5 separate regions of the Mus musculus genome follow, and all the other regions are linked to region 1. A link is a loop called in an ENCODE intact Hi-C map of the cell type or tissue named here. Cell type or tissue: left cerebral cortex. All regions are shown on one strand. Region 1 overlaps Slc24a3 (solute carrier family 24 (sodium/potassium/calcium exchanger), member 3). Region 2 holds the start of Gm52529 (a long non-coding RNA gene). Region 3 overlaps Dtd1 (D-tyrosyl-tRNA deacylase 1). Region 4 has its middle 7.0 kb from the start of Slc24a3. Region 5 overlaps Slc24a3 (solute carrier family 24 (sodium/potassium/calcium exchanger), member 3).

The links. Hi-C counts contacts between places; a loop is a spot of excess contacts. Peaks named below come from ENCODE experiments on the same cell type or tissue, not always from the same donor. Only the 100,000 strongest peaks of a DNase experiment are listed, where the experiment ranks them.
Region 2: a loop joins it to region 1, with 2.8 times the contacts of the local background. A loop is called at or near these places in 4 of 42 quality-filtered maps.
Region 3: a loop joins it to region 1, with 18 times the contacts of the local background. A loop is called at or near these places in 20 of 42 quality-filtered maps.
Region 4: a loop joins it to region 1, with 7 times the contacts of the local background. A loop is called at or near these places in 27 of 42 quality-filtered maps.
Region 5: a loop joins it to region 1, with 2.4 times the contacts of the local background. A loop is called at or near these places in 9 of 42 quality-filtered maps.

Annotation. Positions count from the first base shown.
Region 1 is chr2:145,585,519-145,590,518 of GRCm38, forward strand. All of the region lies in intron 7 of Slc24a3 (solute carrier family 24 (sodium/potassium/calcium exchanger), member 3), which reads left to right. Gm52530 (a long non-coding RNA gene) reads right to left here. Exons shown (of 3, transcript XR_003953928.1): 2 at 4,541-4,693; 3 at 4,259-4,331. Among named protein-coding and RNA genes, the nearest start is that of Gm52530, 3.7 kb to the right of the region's middle. In left cerebral cortex, a CTCF peak has its summit at 3,091 (motif pointing left); DNase peaks (open chromatin) are centred at 96, 2,317, 2,566 and 3,040; H3K27ac peaks cover 357 bases.
Region 2 is chr2:145,288,727-145,293,726 of GRCm38, forward strand. The region is part of intron 2 of Slc24a3 (solute carrier family 24 (sodium/potassium/calcium exchanger), member 3); the gene reads left to right. Gm52529 (a long non-coding RNA gene) reads right to left here and starts at 12. Exons shown (of 3, transcript XR_003953927.1): 1 at 1-12. In left cerebral cortex, a CTCF peak has its summit at 2,969 (motif pointing left); DNase peaks (open chromatin) are centred at 15, 1,424 and 2,942.
Region 3 is chr2:144,634,166-144,639,165 of GRCm38, forward strand. Dtd1 (D-tyrosyl-tRNA deacylase 1) reads left to right here. Exons shown (of 6, transcript NM_025314.3): 4 at 1,593-1,699. Among named protein-coding and RNA genes, the nearest start is that of Dtd1, 37 kb to the left of the region's middle. In left cerebral cortex, CTCF peaks have their summits at 1,957 (motif pointing right) and 4,719 (motif pointing right); DNase peaks (open chromatin) are centred at 917, 1,971 and 4,855.
Region 4 is chr2:145,158,314-145,163,313 of GRCm38, forward strand. No RefSeq gene overlaps it. Among named protein-coding and RNA genes, the nearest start is that of Slc24a3, 7.0 kb to the right of the region's middle. In left cerebral cortex, a CTCF peak has its summit at 2,981 (motif pointing right); DNase peaks (open chromatin) are centred at 889, 1,279 and 2,982.
Region 5 is chr2:145,519,597-145,524,596 of GRCm38, forward strand. All of the region lies in intron 6 of Slc24a3 (solute carrier family 24 (sodium/potassium/calcium exchanger), member 3), which reads left to right. Among named protein-coding and RNA genes, the nearest start is that of Gm14092, 33 kb to the right of the region's middle. In left cerebral cortex, no CTCF peak of the experiment used is centred here; a DNase peak (open chromatin) is centred at 2,622.

The sequences.
Region 1 (5,000 bases):
TTGCTGTGATTTACATAATCATGAAATTTACATAAATGCAAATGATCCATCACATCATCAGGCTAACAGCTGCCCAAAAGGAAATACTTTATTTTTACCCTTCATCTCAGTTGTAGTCAGGAACTGGGAACATGAAGAGGACAGAGCCTCCGTGGGAGATGGAAAGGTCTGTGGAATAGCTCCCCCATAACTTGGGCTGCTACAGAAATCCAATTCAAAGTACAGTCTGTCTGTAGATGATAGACCAAGGAAGCCCTTGATCCCAGTTGACACAGTCCTCGGGCCACTCTCTGTGCAGGCACAGCAAAGAAGCTAGTTCAAGCTAATGTTTGCATTCCTATCACTGGGGGAGCTCTTTGCAGAGCCCCTTGAATGGAGGTGAGAAAATAGCTAAGCTGACACACATTTGCCAGAGATGACCAGTGACTGTCTTAGTCACCTTGTAGTTGCCATGACAGAATAGGCAATCATAAAGAGAAAGGTTTGTTTAGCTCATGGACCCAGAAGCCGAACTTTAAACTCAAATAACCCTGTTGCTTTGGGTCCATTATGACCAATGTATATGGTGGGACAAAGTGGTCACCTCATAAGCCAGACAAGAAAAAGAAGAGGAACAAAGAGATATCCCACTGTCACCTTCAAAGAGAAGCCCCACTGTCCTAAAGACATCTTTGATCCCACTCCATAAAGATTTCACTAGCCTTCTAATAATGCCAGCCTAAACACCAAGTTTTTAAACACCACGTGACCCTTGGAAGGTACTTTCTGGGAGCCTTGTGAAGAAGAATAACACTGATAACAAAGCAGTATAGGGAAAGTAAAGATTTTATTTGGCTAACACGTCCATCGTTGGGAAGAAGTCAGTGGAGGAGTTTTAAGTCAGAAGTTGTGTCATATCCAAAGTCAAGTGCAGAGAGAAATGAATGCATAGATAACCCCTTGCTTGCTTGTGCTCAGCTCAATTCCTCTACCCCTACACAATTCAAAACTCTTTGCCTAGGAGATGTTGTCACTCACAGTGGGCTTTGTCTTCCCATACCAGTTAACTTAAGACAGTCCCCACAGACAGGCCCAGAAGCCTACCCAATGTAGACGGTTCTTTATCAAGATCCTTTCCAAGTGATTCTAAGTTGTGTTGAGTTAACAATTCAAGCTATTCACCATGGCAAATAATCTTACATACTCTGGAAATGGTCTTGTCCTGTTCCTCGTGTGATAGAAAAGCAATCTTGATGGCCATGGTGAGCATTGTCCTTGACCTTCCAGATGGCCTTCTCTGTAGCCAGTCACCTCTTCTTCTTAATTCCATTCTTCACTGGAAATTAACTGATCTCTCTTCATTCCCTAGCTCCAATTATACTGCCATTTAATTTAGCTCTCCTTCTGGCCAAGAGGGAATAAAGGATGATAGCTAGAAGCCTCCCAGAGGAATAACTGTGGTGAAATTTTAAATTCCAGAAGTAAATTGACTGTGGTCACACAATGCTTAACTGATTTTGCAGTCCCTGCTGTAGATGTGTGGAAGCAACTATATGACTCTGAGGATGCTGGAAGACTGGGGGTCATCTTTGTATTTGCTCCTTCAACAGGGAGGGACTTATTCAACTGACCTATGGAAACTAGCTTGCTAAGAAGTCGCCAGCCAGCTTTTACAAGGAAAATGACTTGAAATCCGTAGTTTGTGATTGCATTTGTTTTTGTGCTACCCAGCTTCCAGCCCTTTATCAACCTTTAAATACCCCTGTCCCCTGTATTCTATATATTCATCTCCCAACTTCTTTTCTTCCTGGTAGCAGCTTCTTAAAAGGTTATGTGGGATAATCAGTATTTCGCAAGCTCTTAATTTCTAGTCTTCCCTCATGCAGCCACTAATGCCAATCATTGTACAATGTCCCGTTATCCTTAAAGCATCAGCCACAGTGGGGCACACACCAGCCAGCTTTTTAGTATGACCCACTGGGCTCCTCCCCTTAACTAAGCCACTCGCACTGCCTGATCTGAGACCTGAAGAAGTGGGTGTTCTAAATGTGGAGCAGCTAAGGGGCTCCCCATGCTGGTGAAAGAGACGGATCTGTGGGGGTGGGGGGTGTCTAGCTTCATTTTGTAGTTAGGAAAGGAAGATCTTTCAAACTTTGGCCTCTTGAAAGAAAATGATGCTCTTGATTTCCCCGTCACTTTCACTGCTTAAAATTCTAGCAATGCTGGTGATCACGATGCAGATTATGAAATCACAGTGAGTGATGCAGCCATCCCCATTTTGTGGTTATAGCTTCATCGGATTCAAACACCAGGACTGTTGTAGGGAAACAGGGGCAATTAGCATGCGCCCTCTTCTCCTGATTACAGCTAAGCCATCCTGACTTGCCTTTGCCATGTTTCTCCATCTTAAGAGAGCCATTCCCTTGGCCGTTGCCCGAGATCATCTGACATCCAAGGATCCACCTGCCTGAAATCAGCCCGACTTGTTGGGAAGATTTCTAGAGCAGACACCAGGATTGACAAGCCCGTTTCCATGGTACCCAACCACTTCTCTAAGCCTAGGGAGGGGGGAAAAGAAGAACACTTTTTTGTGTCAATTTCATTTCTGTTTGTTCACATTTAGCCCAGCTGCAGAGTATGTGGAAACCTAAGAGCTAAGCCAAGCATAGCTTCGGATGAGTCACATGTAGGTCAGAGGCCAGGACCTACCTAGGATAGCACTTCCTCAGCAAATCTGAGGCCTAGCTCTCAGCAACAGTGGATCACAGGACTGTGAGATATCTCAGTGCCTGGCTTCAAACACACATGCCACAGAGATCACCCAAGGCTTGCTTTCTCTTGGAAAAAGGTTGGGTGACTTCAAAATGCTACAGAAGGACATCACTTGGTTGCAACTCGTGAGAAGATGAAGTGTTGACGTAGATGATTTATTCCCCGATAGTGAACTCCGAGGAGTAACCACCACCCACTTGCCACATGCAACTATTTGGCTGGCTGTAGGCGCTTCGGTGGCTGCCTTGAGGTACTTCAGCTCCTTCCCAGAGCCTTGAAAATCAGGCTTGAACCACTTCATTTTAACTTCTCTGCCTAAACCATGGTGGAGGGCTGGGATGTGAGCACCACCTAGTGGTAAGAACATGGAACTGAGGAGAGATTTTTCAGGTTTCCTCTACAGGTTTTCAGGTTTCCTCTGCTACTCCTATAGCATCAACATGGGGGCAGGCAGGAAGAGGGTGTTCCCTCTTGCAGCCGGAGCACAAAAACAGAGATATTTGCACTCCCTCTCCCAAGAGAATGAAATTAAATAATATCTGTAAAGAATACCAAACCTATCTTCCACAGCAGTCTCAAGCAAAAGCAAAATGATACCTGTCTATCATTTTAACTTTCCACTCCATTAGGATGCCACCGCAATCCTACTGAAGGAACATTTCGATATCCATGCTTATTTCCTTATTTCCGGTCTTCCAGGAAGAGATGACCACGCCACCCTGCTTCCCCCATCTACCAGCCCTGTCCCCACTGATGCTCTGGGACGAACCATAAATCCCTGCCCCCTGCCCTTTCCCACAAGGGATAAGCCTGTTTCCACCTCGATTTTCTGTTTACAGGCTCAATTTACTGCCCTCTCAAAGTGCCAATGGGGGACCAAGAGTTCAAGAATATGCATCTGTGGGGGATGTTTTACATCCAAGCCACTGTGAGGAGCTTTGTACAGCCTATTTTTTTTTCTTTAAATAATCAATAGTTAAAGGCATACCAGCCCACAGCTGTTCCTAGAAAGCACACAAAGGATGCCTGTGCTTCTCTACTAAGGCTGGTTGACTCTCAGTGACTCCTTTTGTAGGATCTGCACCCCCATCTATGTACAGTCTCATTCAGATTACAGGCTCCCTAAAAGCGACATTCCTATATGACATTGCTTGCCTGCCTTCTCAGATGGAAGAGAATTAAGTCGACCTGGTCAATTAGACTCTCCTAGCGTCTCATATTCTCTTGAGCGACTATGAAGTAATTGTTCCATCCCCATGGCTGCAACTAATATTAAATTAAGTAGTTAATAAAAATGTTTTCCATCTTAAATAATCGGTTCCGTTCCATTATTTCATGATAACAATTTGTTAATGCTAGCAATTATGTAAAACAACCATGAATCATTGGGGGGGGGGGCTGGACTCCATACCACCCAGCCCAAGAGGAGGGGGATGGACTGTACACATCCAGCCCAGATCCCAGGAATGTCTCCTTGATGCCTCTAGAGCTCTTCCCCTTCTGACTTGGCATTTTCATCCAAATGTCAACTTGTTGAACTTGGAGGCCGAGACACAGTAACAAAAACATGAAGCAACGTTCTTTTAAAAAAAAAGAGAGAGAGAGAGAGAGAGCTTGTTAGAACCAGTTACAAGTAAGCATGGATCCTGCCTCCCAGACCTTTAAACTCACAGGAAGAGCTTCTGGTGGGTCTTTGAGATGTCTTTGTGTCCCAGCACAACTGGATATGATTAGAATCTCTGGAGACCAAGTCAGTGCCCACATCTGTTGGCTTCATTTGCCATCTCACCTTATGATGATCTGGCACTGCAGCCTCTGCCTTAGCGTCACCAGGGGCCTCTGCCTCCATAGGAGTGCTCCTCAAAGACCATCATCATGCTCAGAGAAGCTGTGTAACCGTTTCCATGGCTTCCTGCCTCCACAGCAGATACATCCTTAGGTCCTGTGAGTCATGTGAGCAGATGACCATGTCAAGAAAAGAGAGTCAAAATGAGGGCCAGGCCTGAGTCCTGAAATCAATTCCACAATGGGTTGAATGACACCCCAAATTATTCCTGCTTGACAAAATTTGGTTTCCCTATATAAACTGAAAGACTTTACCAGCTTTTCTGTATTTGTCTTGTTTTCTTTTGTTTTCCCGAGTGGGATGGTATTGGGATGGAGGTTAGCTGGTGAAACTTTGTTATAGATGCTCTGCTGATCCCAACAGATAGGAACAAAATCTCGTTTCTTACTTGTTCCCTTCACTG
Region 2 (5,000 bases), 300 kb before region 1:
AGAGCTGGACTGTGGGAATTGCTTTCAGAGCCCGGGACATGTTCTTTTCAGTATTCTCAATGGAGGCCAGATGTCACTGAAGAGTGGCTTGATTTTTGGAAACAGCTAAATGTTCTAAAAGTAGAACTGGCAATTAAGCAAATGATCAAGCTGAGAAATATCAACACAGTAAAAAAATAAAATAAAATAAAAACGGACAAGAGTGCTGCAAAGCTCAGAAAATATAGAAAGTATATACACCCAGTAAGACAGTTAAAGGCATACCTTTTTTTCTGAGATCTTAAATGCTAATTCCACAAATGGTGGTCATTTTTACCAGTGATATTAACTAGGTCTCAGACAGCAGCATTCAGTGCCAAGATAAATGTGACTGTCTTACTGACATAATTGTCTTAGTTAGGTTCCCTCAGAACTAACCCAAGTTGAGCCAGTAAGGGGGGTGTGAGCCAACAGGCAATCACATGGGCCACCTGGGTTTGCTGTTACCCAGCAACTCTGGAAACCTCAAGATAATATGTCACTCAGAGTGACCAAGCTAGACCCCATGACAGGTGGGATTTTTGTCCACTGATCCCTACCTGTCATTTGCCAGGTATTTGTAGATGCTGCTGTTCTGGTCTGCATGTGGCCCAGTGTACCCTCAAAACCAGGGACCATGCACAAAAGTAGAGTCCATTTCTCTGATGGCAGCTTTAGTGTCTCTGAATTAATCACTGAACGGAATAGCCTATGCTGCGTTAATCTAAACTAGAACACTCTGTCTAGAATTTCTGTGACAATTTTCTCCGTCTGTACCATATAGTGATGCAGCTTGAAATGGGACTAATACAAGCAAAGAATTAAATTTTAAATTTTACTCAATTTTAGTTTGCATGACTACATGTTGTTAGTGGCTATCATTTTGACAATGCTATTTCCAATAGGAAACAAAGCCTTCCATGTCTGCAAGTATTGAACTTAGGTATTAAGAAGGAAGTGACTGCTATTCAAAGCTGTTCAGTTCTTTGCACATCGGCTGGATAGCTTTTCATATTTAACTAATAGGCAAGAATGCACTTAGCTGAAAATGGCGGTGGATTAATTATATTTAAGTGTTTAAAGGACCTGTAGAGGAAATCTCTGTCCATTCACCCTACTTTTGTACACAAAAGAGTAATAGCTGAGGTGTCTATTGATGGGGTGTCCATGCCTGTCTGAATGTTTGATGCTTGATTCTGCCAGATAAGCAGTGGTCAGGTCTGTATTGTTGCAAGGGAGTCCCTGGAGTTACCATTTGATTTGATTGACAGTGATTACTGAGAATCCTTGTGGTAGGCAGTTTTGTTTAGTCTTCAGCTTCACTCCACAGGCCAATGTTTTGAAAAAAATATGTCTAATATAAAGATGTCAAAAAAAATCACTCGGTGGAAGAATCAGAACTTTGCTCACACCTGTTTCTGAAGCTTGAATTACCATCAGTTAAACTATATTTTGAATGATCATTGGCACAGTTGACTATATATGACAACTGTGTTGGATGTTAGACTTACCTCCCACCATCTTTTTTTTTTTTTTGCTCAAGGGAAAAATATATAGCCTCATATGTCCTCTTCATCCTGAGCTGGGAGCTCATATATGGCAAGTAACTCAAGATGAGTCCATCCATTCATTAAGAAACAATTAATCATCTCTCATATTATAAAAAGGATTGATGATTCAGATGCTATTAATATTAAGACACTTTTAATAGACCTTTTATTATTGTTTCCTAACTCTAGGGAATAGGAGCACTAACATTTCCATATATTTCTCCTTCCTTGTTCAATCCTGCAGCTATGGCTTGATGAACTCTATCTTCTTTTGTAGAGTAAATGCTGCCTTTTTGCAGGGTAAATCCAGTTATCCCCTCTCATTTGTGTGTTTCTGTGGCTGGTTGTGTGGTAGAACGAGACAATAACAGCTGAAGTACTGACTGTCTGGCTCATAGATTAAGCTTTCTAAGCCTAGCTTAGACCCATCTCCTGATGTTTGTATGGAGTAAATAGCTTTCCTTCCTGGGTACCAGAAAGAAGTAGGTATTCTCTGCTTGTCCTCTTGCAGTGGGGGAATCGGGAGATTAGTTACTCTTGGACTCTCCTACTGGAAAAATGCACATGAAGTTGCTGTCCAGCCATGGTGGAAACTTTTTAAACCTTGCAATGCATAACTAATTAAGAACAAATTAGAAACAGAGCTTTCTAAGCATGTGAGCTTGAGATAAGTTATCCTTAGATTTACTTTTTTGATGTCACACATCATGTGACTTCAGTCCACTTCTCCTTTCCTGGCGTCTAATACGAAAATATTAAATCTCAATATGGCTATGTGGCTATGGAGAATACTTTGCTACCAGAATTAAGTAAGGAATTAGAGCAGAAGAAGTTTACTCTAGCACCTAACATACTCAAATAACAGATATGGTAGTATATTCTTATAAAGAATAGACTCTAGAACAGAACAAACTCCTGTCTGCCTCGTGGGTGGGTGTGTTGGAAAAAAGCTTTCATTCATACTCTGGGAAACCTGCTGTATCAGTTAGCTATGGCTGTATAACAAATATCCTTAAACTTGGTTGTTTCAATCTACCAATATCTGCTATGGTGCATGGGTCGGTGAGTCAGCACAGCATTCATACTGAACTGGACAGGACCATCTGATCTCAACAGAGCTTCTTTGTGTGAGTATGATCATTTGGGGTAATCGGTGAGTAAGAAGGATTAGGATGGTTTCTCATGTCCTGAGGTTGACTAACAATTGCCTAGGTCTCTTATTCCTTCACTCCACTGCAGTGTCTTTCTCAGATTCACTGAAAGGGGTGGTGGAGAACTGGGAAGTGCACAAGGTCCCTGAAGCCTGACCTGGGAAATTGAAGTAGTATCATTTTCAGTGATTTTCATGGTCGAATCAAGGCACAAAGACAGTCCAAGTTCAAGAGATAGCACCATCTACTGGTGAGAAGAGCAGAAAAATCTGATTACAAGGGGATGAATGAAGAACAAGCTCAGAGTTGGTTATTCCATCACATCCATTACCTCCTCTTAGACGTTTTTTAAAAATTATATATGAGGAAGTCACCAATACCACATAACTTTTAACCTTATGAACTATTTTAAAATGCAAATATTTTCACCTACAGCTTTAAGATATTGTATAAACTATTATAAAAATACTTTCAAATATACAACCATCATACTGACATTAATCAGACCCAGAGTCCTGTCTCATCAAATAGTCAAGATTGCCATTTTGTAGGCTCAACTGCAGCTTTGTAGCTTTATTAGAAGATAGTGACTATATATTCTTAGCTTTAATGGAAAAAATTGTGTGAAATAGAGTTTCCTCTCACTTATTAGTTAGTTCTTTGCTAAGCCAAGATCTCCCCTGAACTGCCAATTTTGCATGTAATGTACCCAGGGAAGCCTCTAGCATAGCCAGATATTAATTTGGGTCTGACCTCTCACAGTTTGGGCTAGTTGGCCAGCCACATATCAGTTTTCTTGAAATTTCCCAGAGCATCATAAGCCCTCAGATACTCTTAGGAAGGAACCCAAGATACCCTCACTTCCCAGACTAGAGACTCCATAGGCTATGTATTTTCCTTGAGGCTACTTGAACAGTTAACTTCATGGCAGGCAGGGTGTCATTTTGGTACCAGGGTTTGGGCCTTCCAGGTGGACTGCCATCTTGGGCTCAGCGGATGATCAGTGTTAGCCAAGTGTTAGGGCTAAGTGTGGAGAAGCATGAGGAGTTTGAATTTGTCCTCTGGGGTTTATAACAGTGTAGGTTCTTCCACATACATCTGTAACCTTGGACAGCATTCTGACCTTTGGAGGCTTCTGGTTTATTTCAAGAGCATGGGAGTAATAATGGCTCTTCATATACCTGAAATGAAGATTGCCCACGTTCCTTATGGTGGTTTCCTCGACTTCTGTGTATGGAACAAGCCTCTAGTCCCTGAGAGCTCTTGTTTATACCATTGTTTTAAGGATCTGTAGCTGGCCCCTTGGCAACTATTAAATCTAAGACATAGGCCTGTCTGTCCTCTTCAGAGGACACTGTCTTTTTAAGGCCAGGCCTAGAAGGCCCACTTTGAGTGGAAACATCCATGTGTTGCTATGGTGATATCATTTTTTATTCACAAGGCACTTTCTGTATTTTGAAGGGGATAACTTCTCCTCTGCTCAGGGATATTTGCCAAGCTCTGAAAGAGCCATAAACTTACTGAATCGTGGAAAGGCATTCTTGGGTACTGAGTTCCCCATAAACCTGTTTGTAATTACTCTGAATGCTCTCAGAGCTTCCCATTGTTGTAGCCTCTCTGGTGTATTCCCATGGGAAATGCCTCAGGCTGTAGCTGCTTGTGGATGTTGAGTCTAGTCTTCAGTCCTATCCAGGAAGTCACATTTTAGCACAGGGCAGTTGGCTTTTGTCTCCAGGTGTCTATTTGAATTTTTCCCCTCCTCCACTTAGCATGTATGTGGATGCTCATTCCTCCAAAAGGACTAAATAAACACATTCAGTGAAGAATCCATGACAAGATGTATTCCTAACCACCACTGCGTCTCTACAACAATCTGTGAGAGATCCTTTAAAAAGTCATTTCACTTACTTAGCTCTTCTAAACGTCTTCTGTGCCCTGCTTTGTTTGGAAAAGTAAAAGGAACACATTAGGAAAAAGTTAACCTAATGTATGTCTGTGTTAGAAGAGACAGAATTTGTTAAATAAGAGTTGGAGTTTCATTTTACTTTGCTGCACACATGGTGCTTTATAGAGGGCCTGCCCTGGAATACCTGCTGGGCAGAACTGTGTTCTTAACCCAGGGCTACAGGGTTTGCCAAGACTAGGGGGCTGAGGTCCAGGAACCAAGAGGGAACTAGGGGCAAACACTAAACTCAAGACAGTCTGCCCAATTTTCTAAGCCAGTAGCAAGTCACCCAGAAGCAGCCCAGGGTTAGCAACACCCTACTTACTGTTTGATAAA
Region 3 (5,000 bases), 950 kb before region 1:
GTTTCCTGGTCAGTTGTCTGGGCTGTCCCTCAGACTGACCATATACTCTGATGGCCAATGGTAGGTACGTTAGTAACAGGGACCAAAGCTTTTTACACATTCATTGCAATCATGATGACTGGCCCCAGACTGGCGGGGTGGACCTTCTTGGTATGTGGTGAGAGTCAGTTGAGCATTGTCTAGAGAGGCAGGGACAGCAGCCTCAGGTCAGTAGTGATTCCTGATGTGTGGTTCACCTTCCAGCCTGATTAGGAGGGGGCCTCAAACAGCAGCTGCCCGAGACCAGTGTGTAGATGCTGGGCCCCAGCCAGGGGTTTTTGTGTCTGAAACATGTGGCACAAACATGTTTGACACGTGCTTGTCCTGCAGCCCTGGGTGGAACCCTGAGACTTATAGTTAAGAACAACTCGATTATATCACCACATGAAACCAGATGTAATTTTGTAGATATGTTCTTGTCTTTTATTTTTAAAAGTGTATTTATTTTCCCTGGCCAGTGTAATTTTTCTTGGGGACTTCACCCTTTGATCTGGACTGGAAAAAAATGTTACCATTTTAAGACCTCTTAAAACCTGTCTTTGGATTTATTGTGTGTACAAATGGAAATTCAGATAATAGTTCTGTTCCCAACTGAAGAAAAACAGGAAAAGAAAAATAATTTCTCACTACTTGGAATGAGAACCACAGTGAAGCATGTGCCGTATATCCTGCCAACAGAAATTCAAGGTTGAAAATAATTCTCTTCCTCCTGAGTCTGCCTGCAGCTTCCCTGAGGAGCGTAGATGGTGAAATTTGCTACTAATTGTAGCCATAATTTTAGCATGCAATTAAACACATGATTTCCTTCCCAGCTGATGTCTTTTTAGCTAGTGTGACACAGATAAAACAAAGGCTCTGTTGATTTGAATGGCCACTTTAATCATAAGAGATCACAGAAAGCCACCATTATTTGGGCACACTTGGTTCCCCACTGGGAACCAGATTATCTTGCCTATAAAAGATGGCAGACAGTTTGGGTGCTTTTAATACCATCTCTGGTGTTACTGTCTGTGCACTGAGGAAAACCAATGCTAGTGTGTGTGTGTGTGTGTGTGTGTGTGTGTGTGTGTCTGTCTGTCTGTCTTTTTAAATCCTTGTGGAATTAAGGAGGAAGTGAACGGACTGGGAAGAATCAGAATGGAAAGCTGATGTGGTGGAAGTCATGGCTCCTGGAGAAAGATTCTGTACTGGAGTCATAAAGCTGCCTTAAACCCAGAAGGCCAACGAATGGGGATTGATATGAGAGCCTTTAATGGGCATGAGGCCAAGATGGTATCGCTCAGTGGCTGTGCTAGTGTGCCTTCCTGCCACACACATGGCATTCTGTGTTACCAGGTCTTTTTTTGCCAGTTCTCTTGGTCAGCCTGTAATGTTTGTGCTGTTTAGCTGCCTCCCCTTCCTAAGTCCTTCATGGGGATGGCCATTTGTCCTGTGTTGTCTGGCAGGCCCCACTGCCCAGGTTTTTATATTTTTATTACATTGTTGTCCATGTGGTCTTTGGCCAGGTAAACCTGGGGTCTCCAACTCTTGAATTTGTTTGATTGTTTTTTCAGATGGCAAGTTTGGTGCCTACATGCAGGTGCACATTCAGAACGATGGGCCTGTGACTATAGAGCTGGAGTCCCCTGCTCCTGGAGCTGCTAGCTCTGACCCAAAGCAGGTAAGCCTAGAACCTGGAGCCTGCCAGTCTGGAGGGTATAGATAGGTAATGTGCCTTGACCTAATCATTGTCTCTGGGGAAGTCCTCATCCTGAGGTGGAGGAAACCCTTCATGGCTGCAGCCTCACGTCTATCTTACTTTCTCTCTTCTCAAGAACTCCTGAGCATGTCTCTGCTCCACCGTGTAGACAAAGTGTTCTTAGAAGCGTCTGTTCTTCTAGTTCTTGGGCTAGGTGTCATGTCACCCAGTTGCCACTGGGTGGCAGCAGAGCAGCGACCCTGGCTAGTGTACCCAGTGAGAGTGGTTACCTGGATTGGATTTTGTCCAAGGTGTGGGTGGTAGATGAGCCACTCAAGATTCTTTATAAGTCTTCATTTTTCTAAAGCAACATCTGACCTGGATTTACTGCCAACTCTATAAGCATTCAGGAAGAATGTAATTAAAACAGAGAAAAGGGATGTGTAATAGTCTTGCAAACTTATGCTGTCCCATTGTGTTTAGCATATATAAAAGCTTTAATTAATCCACTTGATAGAGACATGAGGCATGGCAGGCTGTGGAACTAGGCCTGTTCCTGCTCTTCCTTCCTAGCATCGTCCCCTTCCTAGGATGCTGCAAAGTGGAACGATGAGCTCACGTGGGGGATGCAGGATATAAACAAGGCTGAGTGCTGGTGTGGAGCCATTGACACTTTGTGTTGGCTGAGAGGTAGGACCATGTCTGCATGGCATTAAGCTTCAAAAGTGGAACTGAGGTTGTTGCTATTACTGACACATTTCATCTGTCCATCCATCTGTCCGTCTGTTTGTCTGTCTATCTATCTATCTATCTATCTATCTATCTATCTATCTATCTACCTACCTATCTATATGAATGCTCAGTCTGCATGTTCATCTGTATACCAGAAGAGGGCTTTGGATCCTAGTATAGATGACCATTGTGTGGTTGCTGGGAATTGAACTCAGGACCTTTGGAAGATCAGTCAGTGCTCCAACCCGCTGAGCAACCTCTCCAACCCCTACTGATAACGTTTTAAAAATCACAAACAATCTACAGGGAAATGTAAACTTTGAGATAATTTGAGCCTCACAGGAGAGCCCACAGAACCCTGCTACAGTCTTTCCTGGCTTTCCTAGTTTTGATGTATTATTTAGAGTGATCACATACTGAAGTTAGCCCTGATCCAACACTATTAGCTACATTAGAGCCTTATATGAACTCACTAGCCCGCCCTCTCCCTCCCTCCCTCCCTCCCTCCCTTCTTCCTCCTCCTTTCTTTCTTCTCTTCTCCCTCCTCCTTTCTTTCCTTTCCCATTTTCCGTTCCTTCCTTTTTCTGACACAAGGTATCACTTTGTAGTCCAGGCTGGTCTTGAACCCAGTCAGTCTCTTTCCACACTCTTCTAAGTGCCAGGATTATAGGCATGAGCAGCCAGTGCTCAGTTGCTGTGGCTGCCGCCTCTGCTGCTTGGCTAGATCTTACAGGAAGGCACCACATCCTGTAGTCTAACTAGTTTTTGTTTTAGCTGTGCAACATTGCAAATTCCATTGCATTACAGTTGTCATTTCTCTTTGTTTTGTTCAACCTGAGTCAGTTCCTTAGTCTTTCCTGTGTTTCACGACCTTGACCCTTTCTGGAATGCTGTTCGGTAGACCTTTTCTCAATTTTGTGTCTGTGGTTAGAGCAAGGCACTGTGGTGTGGTGGGAAGAGCGGCTGTCCAAAAGCCATCTTGTTCTCTTCTTAGGGCATCATCAGGCAGTATGCATGCGACACCAGTTTGTCTCACCGCAGTCATGCTAACCTTGCCGCCTGGTTACAGTGGAGTCTACCAGATTTCTCCATCCCCCCCCCCCCCCCCCGGCACGCCCCTGGCTTTCTTCTGGTCTTGGCAGACAGTTCTCTTTTCTTTGCAGAGAAAGAGGTCAGCAGATGGCATCAGCCCGGCTGCTCCCCACTCCCCACTTCAGTGTAGCAGCAAAGCTTCCCTTCCTGGGCTGAGGCCAGAGCCAAAGTGAAGACCCCTGTTCAGACCCCGTAGGAGCTTTCCTTCGTACCACGTGGCTCCTCAAGTAGCAGCCGGCCTTTTTTTCATGGGTAGTGCCTTTGGAAATCAGGGATTACTTAATTAGGGATTCCAAACTTTCTGATGTCCCTGAGAAATAAGACAATAAGAAAAAAAAAAAAAACCCAACCATTTTCAAGGTGGTGACAGAATAGAGGCTCCTTGAATATAGACCCTTGGTGGTGGCACAGGTCACATCCTGCCCAGCCAGTCTGGCCTGGTTTTGACTCCCCCTTTCCAGGCTCTCAGCAGCCTCACTTAGCTCTCTAGGGCCTGCTTACTCATCATCTTACTCTTCCTGGCCTCGCCCTCCTCTGGTGCTAGGAATTCATCCCACTGTCTCATGCACACTAGGCAAGTGAGTGCCCTGAGCCATTCTGGGGCCTCTGGGGCATCTGTGCTTCCTGGTCTACAGTGGGCGAGTCCCTCGGCATCTTCCTTCTGCTCTGCCCTCGGGGGCTTAAGGTCCCCACTGACCTCTTGGTTGTCCCGGTGCATGACAGCTTTCGTGTCTCTTTCCCTCGTCCTCCCGGCCATTGCTGCCACTATGGTCTGCTTGATCGCGGAAGCCAGCGGAGCCGCAGCTTGCAGGGTGGCAGTCTCTCTCACTTTTCTTTCTGCTCCTGCTGTTCCCTTTGGCTTTATGTGATTGTTGTCCCATAGTTTTGAGGAATTATTCTGCTTTAACTGTATTTTGGGAAAGTTTTAGGTTGGCTTTTTCATTCCATCTAAACTATTTTAAAATGGCATGTTGTATACCTGTAATATCCCATAAAACTAGAGAAACCTGATGAGCCTCAAACATTGTTCTTTAAACATCGGAGGAAGTTATATTAATTTATTAGGTTAAAGAAGACTTTATGTAGTCCTAGAGGTCCTTGCTGTTAAAATTCATGTGTTGTCCAATTTCACATCTGTAGCTTTTCCTGACCCTAGACATTCATGCAGGTTTCCATCCGTTGGCTCTCCAGCAGGTGGCAGCCAGTGGGCACAGAAGAGCCAAGGTGACCATGGTGCCTTCCTGTGCTGTGGCCTCTCTGCCTTTCCCTTTCAGCTAGACGGGCTTCTCTTGCAGCAGACAGTGTCTTGGCTTGCTTTCGTGTAGATAGGAAGAGCACAGCCAAATTTGTCTTACTGATAGAAAGACATGTGTTTCTGTCAAGTAAGCTTTTAATCCTAAGTGTTTTACTTCCTTACTATATTCCAAATTCTACAGTTGTATTATGGAAAACCATTCAT
Region 4 (5,000 bases), 430 kb before region 1:
TTTTTTTTTTTTTTTTTTTAGAAATCCATCGAAGTGGATTCTGTTTTCCTGAGTTCTCCCTGTTGCCACGAAGAGAGATACTTTAAGATATAAGTTATTTTATTCTTAATAGAAACTTGTGGTGCTTTGCAAAAGAGGTGAAATTTGGTCCAGCCGAGGCTTTGCAGAGCTGTGGCCAGCCTGGCAATCAGCCTCTCGCAGTCCTGGCAATGAGAGCTGCTGCTTAGTGAGGACCTTAGTTGCTGCTTAGTGAGGGCTTGCTGCTGTGAGCACACAGACGTCATAATTTCAGTGCCTCGGAAGTTTCTCTCAAATATACAGAGAGCACAATTCATGTTTTAAGAACAAAGCAAAACAGGTGAGCACCATGATATTTTTGAAACAGCACACTGTCAACATCACAATATACAATAGACCTGGCCAAGGACGTCTTTGTGGAGCCCCCTCTCCCCACCCCCCACCCACGTCATTAAAAACACATGACACATCAAAAGGCTTTAATATTTATAGAATGCGGCGATTGAAAAGTTACAAGTGAAAACCTCCTTGATTATAAATAATTGACTCTTGATTTATGTATTTTGCTAACAGAAGAGTTGGCATGTGGATTGCTGTGTGGTTTCCCCTTCAAATGGCACCTAAGGTTACTCACAGATACAACTCCAAGTCTTGTAATCTCAGAGGAGTTGGCTGGTAGATACACATTCATGGATTGGAAATCTCCACTGGAGATAAGAATGTTCTGAAGTTGAGTGATGTACTTAAATGTGCAATTTCCTGCAGACAGGGCATCTGCTTTCCTCTCTCCACTGCTCACTATTTATTGCTTGAACAAAGCTTCCTTCCTTCCTCAAATCCCTAGCTTACACACACACACACACACACACACACACACACACACACACCCTGTTAGTCATTCACCAGTTGAGGAACATGGCAAGTAACTTCACCAAACAGATGAATCTTACATTAGTCATCCTTGTCGGAAAAAGAAAAAAAAAAATTCCACCAAAGCTACTATAAGTATTGGGTGGAATTTTGATAAGAATCAAGATGTATGCAGTTTCAAATTGACTACTCTCAAATATTTACACCCAGTGATCATGACTGAGATCACCAATAATAGACATTGTAGTGGCATCAGAAGCCCTTCTATAGGGTGCACTGGGAAGGACACATCTTTTACTGCCCAGCGTGTACAACATCAGACAAATCATAAGAATATGACAGAAAAACTTAATCCAAGTCTACAAAAATAAGCTCTCAGTGTGCATCAGATGTGTCAAAGCTACAGAGACAAAGACTCATGGAGCAGAAAAAAACTAAGGAGAAATAGATCTAAATGAAATGGGGGTGGTGGTGAGTGGGTCCTTGGCAGGATACTGAGCCAGGATAATGGAGGGAAGAAGAAAATTGATGACATTAAATGAGGGCATAGTTTAGCAGGTAGTGTTGTATCTGTGCCTGTTTAATTGCTTTGATCATGACGCTAAAGATCGAGTCTTGACATGAACACCGAAGAAGAGCTGTCAGCAAATCTTTGTAAGATTCCTACTACTTCTGTAAGTCTAAAAACAGCTCCAAAGCAAAACCAGAAGAAAACACTGAGCAGTGAGTGGCTGTGTCCATTTTCATCATCTCAGTGGGCTTTTATTCCTTTAGGATTTTTTTTTGCCATTGTAACTTACAAATTAATAGTTTGGGGTTTAATGAGACTATAACCGATGTAGACTTAGGATTGGAGCAAACTGAGAAAGTGAGGAGGAAAGCGCAGAGGCAGCTCTGTATTCTCAAAGTCTCACCATACTCCTTCAAAGTCTAAGTTACACCCTGCTTTGTGTTTGTGATGCATTACACACCGATGTTGCTGTCGAACTGACATGGTTTCCAATGGATGTGGGATTTTACTTGGGGCATTTTTCTTCTCCCTGTTGTGTGGAATAGAAGCCCTGGCTGTTTAATCCTGCACATTTGATGCTGTAGCTGGAATTCTTCCTCGGGGACTTCCGAATCTATTTCCTATAGATCACTTTAAGAGCTTAAACACTGGGAATTTGATTTTGTTGATTTCCCATAGTTAAGAGATTTGGGGATACAAATGCAATGGAGAAACTTGGAATAATAGAATGGTCCGTGTAACCTCAGATGAGCCATGGACATGGGCAGTTATTGGTATGGCTTGGCTACTATGATCTGAGTCTGTGTCCTCAAAATCTGTTAGTAGCTTGGTCTATGTGATGATCCTGAGGTGAAAGGATGTTGCAGTGGAGGACATAGCAGGTGGCAACTACCTTATCATTAGTTGTGCTGGCTCCTGTGGGATTAGATTAGTACCATCAGAGTTAGTGCTTATAAAAGGAAGTCAGCTTGCATATTTGACCTCTTTACCTGGTTAGTTTTCTTTTTTGCCTCTCTACCATGAGGCCACACAGTCACATACTTGCAACCAAACAAATTACTTTGTAACTTTTTGTAGCCTCTGGCGTTTATATTGTAGCAAGACAGAATGAACTAAAACACTTACAAAGCACTATTCATCTAATCAATGGGTGTATGCGAACCAAACCCGAGCTTCTTGATCTTTAATGTGTAAAAGAATCTACTGTGTTTTGCTAAATATAAAGGTGGCGAGCCCATGAGTCACTTCTAACAATCTCCCAGGTGATGCCTCTAATTGTTGGTCCCCGTTAGTCCTGGGATGCCGTCTTGAAAGGAATTTTACTTTAAATAAGGGAAATATTAAGTACCTCAGTATGGCTTGATCATAAACATATGAGGAAATGTTGGCAATGAAGCGGACACTCTGGGCCCCGAAAGGCTGCCTGTGATGTCGAGTCATTCAGCTTTGCCTTAAAGGCAACCTGAAAACCAAGGAGCCTGGATTCCACTCCAGTTTAGGCTAAGCCAGTTTAGGGCAGATGTGTGAACAACCTCTAGGAATGCAGATCCCTGAGGAGGAGCTGTGGTTGCCACTGGCAGCAGGGGGCGCTCCACCACAGCATTTCCAGGCCTGCTGCATCTGATTTGAGTCAACTGCGAGGCTGGTAACCTGTGAATGAAATGGGATTTAAAGAAAAACAAATAAATAAACAAAAAACCCACAAACCTGAGACAGCACAGGATAGCGTGGCGCCAACCCACTGTCTTCAGGTGTTTTTCATGATGAAGACTTTAGGTAAGTTGCGTATTTACCTGACAGCTGTGCTGGGTTTGAGTTAAAGTGAATTCCGAAGTCATATGTAAGACTCAGTTAAGAGCACTTTGCAGTGATTATACTCCTTAAAATAACTCAGGGCTGTGCCAGCGGCGATTGACTTTGGCACTCCCTTGCTTTGAAAGTTCTGCGTCTCCAAAAATGATTCATTGCTGCAAAAATGTTTTACTAAAGAAGGCCTGCGGTGGTCTTATTATCAGTGGGGAAACTGAGACCCAGGAAAGAAGTGAATTACACTTAAATCTGTGGTGGGATTCCAATCAGCAGCTCAGCTTCCTGATCTCTGAAGCTTGGCGGACCTCCTGAGTGGGCTGCACAGCTGACTGACACCCCAGGGCCCTTAGGATGGAGCTAGGGGCCACAGAGCGACCCACCTAAGTCTGAGAGAATCGCTAGCTTTGGAAGGCTGGTCCAGAGTCCCCACCTTAGCCTTCCACTGTCCTGCCAAGTGAAACCATGTTAGCTGTCTAATTTAAGTCAACTACTAAATGCTTGCCTGCAAACTGATTCTTTTGATTTTTCTTTATTTTGTAAACTAAAAACTAGGACATACTGATGGGAGAAGAATTTCAAAACTATAGGACCATATAAGTAAAAAAGTGAAAATCACCTCAGTGTCAATTTTCATTCATATCCTGTGCTCCATGGTTAAATACCTAAAAACTATATAAATTATATAGTATATTTTACAAATATACATATGCGTACATATATATTATAGATCTTTGTTTTAAACCTTTAGAGGATGAGATTTAAGTGTATACAATTTGATCAACCTGTTATGTCAGGAATGTTTTTATATACATGTTACACACACACACACACACACACGCTCACATATTTAGGAAGAAAGGGGTGATTTTGCTGAACACTAGGAAATAAGATTACGTAATTCACACTATGGCTTCTAATTTTCATTTATATATATTGTAACACATCAGGATGAGGTTTTGATTTTTTTTTAAACTTCTTGATTAAAAGCATGAGATTCTTAGCTGGGTACAGTGGCTCACACCTGCAGCCACAGCACTGAGGATCAAAGCAGGTGTTGCAAGTTCGAGACAAACCATGGCTATGTGTAAAAAAAAAAAAAAGTGTCTGAAAATATAAGCAAAAACAAGGGACTCCTAAATCCAATATTTGGATGATAGAGTATGTGCTGGGCCCTCCCAGCCTTCTCTGCACACACACTTAGCATCATCATGTCTGCTGAGTTTACACAGACAAAAAGAAGAGAACTCGGTGTTTTCCTTCTAAATGGTCTTGACAGAGCAATCAAAGTGCTCAAATTGTGAGTGCTTGATTTTTGCTTTGTGAAGACTGAACATTTTAATCTCTTACTCCCGTGACTCTGGATTATTTTATGCAACTTGTTTTTAATCACATTTAGGTGAAACGAGAGACACAGCATCTTCATAGCATGTGCTGGCCTGTGGCACTTAGTTCTCCCAAACACTCAAAACAAGTCAATTGAACATACTGACAAGTTGGAGCTAGGTAATAGAGCTAGCCTTGTCAGATCTTCCTCCAGGCTCCACCCAAAACTCCCACCTAACTGGTCCTTTCTTACAACATGGTCTCAGCCTTAATACTGAAGAATCCCACGAAGCTGGAGACTATATACGGCTGACTAGACCTGGACCCAACTGTGCAGAGTGCAGCTGGTTCAGGACATCTCTGACTTTCCCCATGGACTCGTAACACCAGCTAACAATGGATTACATGAAAGCTGTGTGATTATGAGGGACCGAGTATGCATTTTTCCTGGAGGCATCTGTTCTAGCTC
Region 5 (5,000 bases), 66 kb before region 1:
TCAGAGAAGTAGTCACTAGATATGAGATCCTCAGTTCTCTGACAAAACACCCAAGACTCAGTATCTTCTAGAAAAACCTATTTCTACTATTCTAGCTGTGACTCTATTTAAAATACTGAGGGAGCCGAAATCCGCTTCACCTGATCAGGAACCTCAGTGTGGTCTGTTTTGTGCCCTGGGGAAAGTGTCTGCTTGGTGTAAAGTCCAATCCTGGTGAGCTTTTCTCTCAAGTGTGTCAGGCCTGTGTGTCTCTCAGAAGCTGCTGGGCATGCCATGAGGTCAGTCTCTTGAATGTATACTCAAGAGTTCCCATAAAATTCATTGCTGGTCTCCATGGCCCATTGTAACTGTCCCCATTCACATGCCGACTGATCTACCCTCTCTGCCTGCTGCGTTTGTTCCTTCCGAGCAACAGGCAGAAGGACACCTGGATCTTACCGAGCACCAGCTCCAGGGCTCCCCGGTGGACAGGCTAGCTCTGATAAGAGAGTCCTGGATTTGCTCATGATGACTGAGGTCTGGCTCACTCACTAGGCTAAATATTTTCTGCTTTCCCCAGGACCCATAGTGTTAAGGTGACTGGGTCTACACTGTAGTGTTCCTGACTTCTCCTACATAGGTAGTTAGTGCCAAAAGAATGAGCCACGTGCCTGCCTTTACTGCCATTGCCCTCGCCTGGCTCTATCCTGCCTGACCAGCTCATCGTTGCCTTCCAGAGACGAATAATAGTCACACCAGCAGATGCTGTTGCTGCTAGCACTTTCTTAATTAGCATTGTCACCATTAGCAGTATGATTATTAGCTGGGCCGTTATTAGTGTTGTCATTAGTTCATTAGTCATTTGTACCTGCAGCTTGATTCTGAAGCAAGCCCAGAGGCAAAGAGATAATGTAAAGAAATGAAACAAATGGCTGGGTGATGTCTACTCAGGGCCACACAGCTAATTACTTATGAAATGAAATGCAGTGTGTTCGAGCCGTGTAATTCATCAGTAGCACCACTCATCACAAGCTTGGCTAGGATACCATGGATGCTGCACAGGTTGTTGGCATCCATCTTCCTACCCCTTCTCCAGGACTTTGCTGGCTGGTCTCACAGCCCCACTAAAGAAAGGTGACAAGCAGAGCTTCTACTGGGAATAGCCACTGGCGTGATCCTAGCTATAGCTTCCCTTCTTTTTCTTTATTTTCTTTTTCTCTTCTTCTTCTTTTAATCCTGTGCCTACTTGGCGATTTCCAAAGCCATCCACTTGCCGCTTTTGTAGGTTGCCTCACATCTTTGCAGAAGGCACAGACTATTGTATTGGAGGAGGAACATGGGCCAAAGAATCAGATTGAACTGGGATTGCATTCTTGCTTTGCTGTTTGCTAGCTGGGGGATTTTGAAGAATTTATTTTAGCTACTAAAGCCTGATCCTTCTCATCTATAGAGTGGGTATAAGCACATGTACTTCAGAGTGTTGCCATGGTGATGAAGCCTAACATGTTTAACACTAATAATAGTACTTGGTCTGTAAGGGAAGTCAAAACAAGTCAGACACTTTTATCAACTCTTGGGATATTCATGCCGAGGTCCTCACTACCGGATTCCACCCTACATCACCCTGGCAGGTTTGGCCACTGAGTTGATGGAATGATTGATGGAGGTGTCTATAGCTCCCATCAGAGAAAGGATGGGGGAGCAGAGAGGGCAGGCAGAAGGTCTTCTAAATGAAAACAAATGATGGGCTACCATAATGACATCAGAGGACTAGTGCTTAGTCCTAGGTAGTCTCTTAAGTGGTAGAAAAAGTTATCAGAAGAAGTGGGAGTTGTCCAACCTCATATTCCCAGACAGCAGAGCTGGTGCCATGGAATGTCACGACAAAGGGCAAAACTGGGGAATTGAATGATTAATAAATCTAATCACAGGTCTCACTTGGCATTATTATTTATGCTGTTCTGCTCTTTGTCTTGGCTGGGAGAATTTGCAGCACGCACCCATGGGCCTCTCTCTAATGCATTTCAGCATAAAGGACATGAGGAAGTCTGACACCCATCTAAAATTAAAGTAATTAAGCTGTAGGGTTTGAGCTCCTGTCTCAATTAGGGTTTTGATGAATTCAGTGTAATTGAATGTCTGCTGTATTTGCAGTTTGCAAACATACCCGATGTCTTCAGTATTCGCCTGAGGTGGTTTGTGGAGTTTTTTATGGGACAGGAGGAAATTGCTTCTTAGAAAGTGGCTTCAAGAGTGGTTCTGGGTATCCCACAAGACATTTACAGAGCTCTGGTCCTCCCACTTTTTCCTTAAGAACAAAGAAGAATAACAATGAAGTGAAAATATCCAGGTCTTGACAAAACCCTCTATTTTGCATATTGCATTAAAAGGACTCAGTGCCAGTTTTGTAAAACAATGTGCTTATGAATTTAAATCCACCATTCAAAGCATGTTAAGCTTTAAATACATAACCACAAACAGAAAGTAAACAGTTTAACTGTATCCCAGATTAGGACTTTCATATTCTGGTTATTACAGGCTGGCAGATGGCTCTGGTTTGTTATAAAAGCTCCCACAGTGGCTTCTGGCATCCTTAGAGTGTCCCTGATGTTCTTTGGCGAGGTCCAGCTAATCTTGGCTAGGTTTGCCTTTCTTCAAATAGCGCCCTGTCTAAGCTGGCTCATTTTCACAAAACAGAGCAACACCAAGAGGTTATACATCCCAGGGGAAGCTTGCCTTCATTTGAATATCCCAGAAGAAGATGCTAGGCGAGTGGTCAAGTACAAGTAGTTAATTTGAAAGGTTGCCCCAGGGAACACTGGCAAGACATGGAGGAGGTAAGATGGAAGAGAAAGCTGCAGACAAAAGCATTAATGAACAAGTTATCACTAGCAGCAACTGGGATTTGATTCATCTGTGGGAACTGTTTTATAGGTGTTCAGTGATCTCATAGAAGAGGCAAGAGAGCTGGGGTACTTATCCACCAACTTCCACATCTCATTCCACGCTGTAAGAAACACGAATCCCTCTGCACTCCAGCTCATTGGGTGGCCACAGTCAGGGTGGACCTTGGAACCCAGAGAAAACCCCAGGCAAAGAGATGCCAGAGTTGCCTAGTGGAAGGAACTGAAATGGTAAAGGTGGCATGATGGGGATAGACCCAGAGTGTATGTGCTGAGAACACAAGACTGAGGCTTCAAAATAAGCGAGCTGTTTAGATCCTGTCTTCAACGCCACTGATGGGTACAAGCATGAGGACAAGATGAACAACTAAGAAATTACAGCTATGAATCTGTGTCAGGACAGTGTTCACCTAGTGCGTCTGACACCTTGGGTTTGATCCCTAGCACGAAATAAATACATATTTTGGAAAGGTTTTAAAGGATTTTTTTTTTCATTTTCCAAAAGTGATTGATCCTCCTTTCAAGTATATTAATTTAGTATGAATGTGCTGAAACTATTATTCTCATGATATAATTGGTAAATTTGCATAAAGGCTAGAAAAAAATCTTAGGATAAGTACAATATTCATACAGGGCTACTTGTACATTATATAATGTTTAAGAATGTTCTTTGTAATATGTAAATGTATGTTATTCCTTGTGTTTAGTTACCATCTTGGACTATTTTGTACAAATAATAATGTTTTTTTGTACAAAAATGTATTATTATCGTGTGGATGTGTGTCCACATGTGAGTGTGAGTGTGTGTGTGCGTGTGCATGTGTGTGTGTGTGTATTTGTGTGGGTATGTACGTGTGTATGTGTGTGTGTGTGTGTGTATGTGTGTGTGTGTATGTGTGTGTGTGTATTTGTATGGGTATGTTCGTGTGTATGTGTGTGTGTGTGTGTGTATGTGTGTGTGTGTATGTGTGTGTGTGTATTTGTGTGGGTATGTACGTGTGTATGTGAGGGATCTGTGTGTATGGAAGGCACAGGTCAACATCAGGGGTCTCAATCACTCCCCACTTGATTCTTACTAAACCCGGAGCTCATCGATCCAGTGGGACTGTCTGCCTCTGCTCTCCTAATGTTGAGATTACAGATGTGCACTGAGACACACAGTGACTACCCAAACTCAGCTCTGCATGCTTGTGAGGGGGTCCTCTAGCTACCTCCTTGGCTAAATTGACATATTTTAAAGTTGGATCACTTTTGGAAAATAAAAAATTGTAAAAAAAAAAAATCTTTTAAAACTTTTCTTAAAATTTTCTTTACTTGGTGCTAGGTATCAAACCCAGGGCATCAAACATACCTGGCAAACACTGTACTACCACAGATTCGTGTGTATAATTTTTTAATAAGGTATTTAAAGGAAGTAAGATATATACAGCATGTGGTGTACTGAAACCTCTGGGGAGAAAAGTACAAATTAACAGTGACTGATAGTTCATTCTGCCTGAGGTCATAGCTTCATTAAATAGAAAACCTTTCACTTAAAACTACATGCTTCACAACTCGTATTAAAAAACCATCCCAGGGTGCAAAATAAAAATAAAAATAATAGTTGCTATTCAGTGAGCTTATTCAGACACCACATCCAACAATGCCCTATGGGTATTGGTACAGATGCACTCACTGAGTTTTAAGGTACAAGATAGTGTTATCCTTCTCAACAGGCTAGGAAATGAACCCCAGAGATTTGAAAGGAGGAGGTCTGCTGACTACATAATCGACGTGGGGAGCCTCTGATTACAGAGCTGGATATAACTGTTGTACTCTTATTTATGAGGCTGAGATTTTGTGTGTCCTTGAGAAATTTGGGGTGTAGGACTTAAAGCAATGCAAGGTGTGGTCATATCAACAAGACAGTGGGAACCCGTCATGGAGAGTGGAAGCACTCGGCACAACTGAGGCACATCTAGAAGCCTCTATTTTAATCCAAAAACATCTTCCACAGCTGAGCCCTTCCTTCGCCAATAATTGAGATTTGGGCTGAGGAAGATAATGGAAAACACACTGTCTCCTGTGTCCACTAATTCCCAGGTTACTGCTCTCCAGACGAAAGCAAACACATCTTCT